2 separate regions of the Homo sapiens genome follow, and region 2 is linked to region 1. Evidence: chromatin loops called from intact Hi-C (ENCODE). Cell type or tissue: heart right ventricle. All regions are shown on one strand.

Region 1 (2,500 bases):
GAGCAAAACAGAATAGTCTTTGCTCACTGTGCTGGTAGGGCAGGATGTTTAAAAAGTGATTCAAAAGGTGTCAAGTATTACAAGGAGATGTCCAGTTGCATAATTAAGAGTCTGACAATTGCTGATTTTAAGACTATTATTTAAATACATTGAAATACATGAGCATAAAACTTACCTCTAAAAGGAATTGTTGAAACAAAACTAGGTAATTTATATGATTTACCATAGATTCTTATTTTCCTCTTAAGGAGAGACTTGACTTGATTGTAGATTCTTCTTCTTTTCTTTTATTTTTTTTTGATACAGAGTCTTGCTCTGTCACCCAGGCTGGAGAGCAGTGGGGCCATCTTGGTTCACTGCAACCTCTGCCTCCAGGTTCAAACGATTCTCATGCCTCAGCCTCCTGAGTATCTGGGATTACAGGTGTGAGCCACCATGCCTGGCTGCTTGTAGCTTCTTTATGGTATTTATTTGTAGAGACCTAATGCATGATAGAGAGAGGATAGATTTTCCCAGGAACAACTAGTGGAATTGTGAACTTAAAGTTATTTTTTAAGCATTTATTGAACATTCACTAAGTGCAAGAAGATACTAGCCTTGCCTTTAGAACTGCACTGTCCAATTCAGCGACCACTAGACACACATAGCCATTGTGCACTGGAAATACGGCAAGTCCCAGTTAAGATGTGCTATAGATATAGAACCCACTTTGAATTGTGAAGTCCTCATACAAAAAAGTAAACTATTTCATTATTAATGTTTTATACATTATATATTAAAATGATGTTTTAGATATATTAGATTATATACAATATATTAAGATAAGTCTTACATATGTATGTATGTATACTATATACAATATATTAAGATAATATACAATATAAAATTAAGATTATATACAATATATTAAGATAAATCTTATCTGTTTCTTTAAGTGTGGCTACTAGAAAATTGAAAGTTATGTGTGTGACTTGCATTTGTGGGTCAATTATCTTCTTACTAGACAGTGCTTCTTTAGAATTTAATAGAAAGAATGACATGTCACATCATTGTAAGTCAATGGGACAAGTGGTTTAAGGGGGGTACCTATGAAGTATGGAGAAGGGTGCAGCTAATGAGCTGGTGTGCTCAGGAAAGGAGGCAAAGAGGTGGACTATGAGATAAGTTTTAAAGGCAGAATAAGATTTTCCTAGATAAATTGTATAGGAAGGCAAGTCAGGAGGAGAGAGAAGTTGGCCTAAGAACCTAGAAGCAGTAGTAGGAAACAATAGAAATACTATTTTCACAGTTGCCCATGATTTAGTTAAAATGGTGTATTACTAATTTAGAATGGTTATTATTGATTTGTCTTGTTATCTGAATGACAACAATATTTTTCTTATAAAAACTACTCAAATATCATGCATGCATTATCTCAGGATACCACCAGATGGTGCTGTGTTCTAGGATTGAAAAAGGCTGGCAAGAAAAAGTGGCTCTCTGTCTTGACTATCAGTGGTTCCTAAACTTTTCAAAAGGGCACTGTGATCATTTTTAGGCTTGCAAACCCAATATGTATATGTCCAATTAAAAATAAATTATATACCTAATATTGCACTAATATATTGTGGCAATTATAAGACACACCTATAGAAAAATTGAAATATAAAAGGCTATGATAGACTGAAGTTTTAATATTTCTTTCCTGCACTACAGTGAATCTTTTTTGGGGGTTGCATATCCCTGAGGTGTGTGCATCTGCCCTTTGAGAACACTGGTTTATTTTACAATTGTTATATAATTTAATTTTTTTTCATCTTTATAAAGATAAAGGTAACAACAAAAAATATAAAACAAAACTTTTTTTACTACATGTACGTATTCAAATATGGATCACAGTTACATATCAAACCATTTAAAGCACTGAAACTAGAAAAAGTTAAGACTTTTTTTGCTTGGGGATATTTATATTTTTCAGTTTTAAACCAGATTTGGTGTAATATATCAGAATCATAAATGGAATAAAATAGCAGACCAAGTCTAAATTTTTTTCTGTTATATATTTTTTTGTTTAAAAATCAAAAATGTTAACTTTAAAAAGCATTAACAACCAAGGCAAACAAACAAAAGAATGGGTATGAATGCCAATGGTGCCCATATCAAATAAATATGTAGAATTGAATTTTTCTTTGACTGCTAATTTTCCTTTTGTTTTATTAATTTATTTATGTATTTATTTGGAATTGAATTTTTTAAAACCATAAAAATCTCCAAACAAAGAGGAAAACGTTCTGACTTTATCAGAGGAATACAATTGCAGTTTTCCCTGATTTTACAGAACTATCTCTGTATAAAGTTTTTTTCTTGATTTATTTTTTTTGGTTTTTTATTTGCATACATTTTAAGAAGTACAAATGCAGTTTTATTACATGGATGTATTGCATAGTGGTGAAGTTTGGGCTTTTAGTATAAATATCACCTGAATAACATGCATTATATCCACTAAGTAATTTCTCATTCC
Region 2 (2,500 bases), 1.2 Mb after region 1:
AATATGGAGGAAATTATTTATATGCAGGGAAGTTATTTATATGCAGAGCTGTTAATGGCAGCAATCTGCATGACAAATTTCTACTTAATAAGCAATGAAATAGTTGGATAAATGTGTATTTCTACATGGGTGAATTTCCCAAAATTCACACTTCAAAGACAGTTGCTGACATTTTTTCAATGAGAGATTTTATTAGATAATGAGTCATCTTAGAGTTATCTTGTAAGTATTCTTTAGTCTTAATTTAAATTTAAATGAAAGTCAATTCAAAGTGTTGTATTTTCTTAAATAAATTTTGTTTTATAAACATTAGAAATTAAATAGGACTACCATATGGTCTAGCAATCACACTTCTGGGTATATATCCAAAGAAAATCAGTTCAGTATGTCAAAGAGATGTTTCGTATTCATTGCAGCTTTATTCACAATAGCCAAGATATAGAATCAATCTAAGTGCCCATCAATGGATAAACGTAGAAAACATGGGCTGGGTGCGGTGGCTCACGCCTGTAATCGCAGCACTTTGGGAGGCCGAGGCGGGCAGATCACGAGATCAGGAGATCCAGACCATCCTGGCTAACACGGTGAAACCCCATCTCCACTAAAAAAAAATACAAAAAAAATTAGCCGGGCATGGTGGTGGGCGCCTGTAGTCCCAGCTACCCGGGAGGCTGAGGCAGGAGAATGGCGTGAACCCGGGAGGCGGAGCTTGCAGTGAGCCGAGGTTGTGCCACTGAACTCCAGCCTGGGCTACAGAACGAGACTCCGTCTCAGTTAAAAAAAAAAAAAGGAAAGAAAACGTGGTATATATACACAATGGAATACTATTTAGCCTTTTAAAAGAAGGAAACCCTGTCATTTGCAACAACATGGATGAACCTGAAAAACATGTTAAGAGGAACAAGTCAGGCACAAATACTTAATGATCTCGCTTATATGTGAAATCTAAAAAAGTTGACTTCATGGAAATATAGAGTAGAATGGTGATTATCGGGTGCTGGGAGTTGGGGTAAGATGTGGTTGGGGAAACGGTCAAAGAATAAAAAATTTCAGTTAAAGAGGAAGAATACATTCAAGAGATCTATTGTACATGTTGAATATAGTTAGTAACAATATTTTGTATCCTCAAATTGCTAAGAGAGTAGATTTTAAGTGTTTTTGACACAAAAACTGATAATTATGTGAGGTAATACATTTTTTAATTAGCTCCCTTTAGCCATTCCACAATGTATACATCTTTTAAAACATCATGTTGTACATGACAAATATATACAATTTTTATTTGTCAACTTAAAAAATATTAAAGATTTAATGTAGATAAATGAAAGAAAATTAGGAATTAAGGTACAAAAATTATTTATAGTGTTTATTATTGGTCTATGTTTACATAGTATTTCTTTGTCTCCATTAGTGTGTCATACAAATACCCAACTAGAAACATGACTTTACAAATGGTGTATCTGATCTTTTATGTCCCTAGTTATTATTTTAGCCCTGTCTTTTTTTTTAATAAAACATATTCTGCTTTTTCTTGTCCTCATCCTTCTATGAGTTGAATTAGTGACTCTACTCCAAAGTAATGGTGTTGCTTTCTCAGACCATATGGTGATACAAAGGCATATGAGTTATCATAAGCATGGTCTGTGTAGGCAAAGCATGTAACTCCACAAATGCTTCTTGAGAGATTCTAATATAATCTGTGCCAGACCTGCACAAGGCATAGAGAATAAAAATTTGCACCCCACACAGTCACTCCTCATTCATTCATTCAACAATAATCAAGTACCTGGTAATGCTAATGCAGTGTACTATAATTCCATATACATAAACTAATATTTTTAAGATACATGAAGGTTATGTTATAACTAATAGTCAATGTATTTTTAAAATTACTGTAATCAAATTGTAATTGTAATTAAGTATTTTCTTAATCAACAGAAACTAAAAGTATAATTTCCATCAACTCCTTTTAAGTATAAATGTAATTAAATGCCTGGCACATTCTTCACATTATATAAGGATCTTTATACTTAAGACATTTGGGAAACCCTACTTAGGCTTATCATTGACAAAACATTTTCAAAATCTTTTCATTTGGTCCTCACCACAATACTGTTAAAAAGACAGCCTAAGCTGTTTTGTGCTTCCTCCCTAGTTGGGCATCCCTGTGCAATGAGAGGGACAAACAAGGTGGTTTTAAGGTCAGAAACATCCAATTGCAGCATCATTGGGAAATTTGTAAGAGCAGCTTTTATAAAATGTCACCAACTCATGTATCTTTAAAAGATGTGCTGAATCTTATGCCTTGAGATTTTTCTTAGTTTCCTTATTTTCTATTCCCCTCCCACTTTCTCTTTGTCCCTTGGTGGCTTCATTAATCCCATATTACAATACAAAGTAAATAATAGTGCTCTGAAGTGCTTCCTATTTGTTCAGGATGAAGTCTGAAAAATGAAACTGCAATTTTTTTTCTTTTGAGACAAAGTCTCACTCTGTTGCC

The links. A loop is a pair of places that touch in the nucleus more often than their neighbours do. Peaks named below come from ENCODE experiments on the same cell type or tissue, not always from the same donor. Only the 100,000 strongest peaks of a DNase experiment are listed, where the experiment ranks them.
Region 2: it touches region 1 in a loop (7-fold over the local background); 11 of 110 quality-filtered maps call a loop at or near these places.

The regions. Positions count from the first base shown.
Region 1 is chr6:53,978,237-53,980,736 of GRCh38, forward strand. All of the region lies in intron 1 of LOC101927189 (a long non-coding RNA gene), which reads left to right. Among named protein-coding and RNA genes, the nearest start is that of MLIP-IT1, 19 kb to the right of the region's middle. In heart right ventricle, CTCF peaks have their summits at 1,425 (motif pointing right) and 1,625; no DNase peak of the experiment used is centred here.
Region 2 is chr6:55,223,851-55,226,350 of GRCh38, forward strand. The region is part of intron 1 of HCRTR2 (hypocretin receptor 2); the gene reads left to right. Among named protein-coding and RNA genes, the nearest start is that of HCRTR2, 51 kb to the left of the region's middle. In heart right ventricle, no CTCF peak of the experiment used is centred here; no DNase peak of the experiment used is centred here.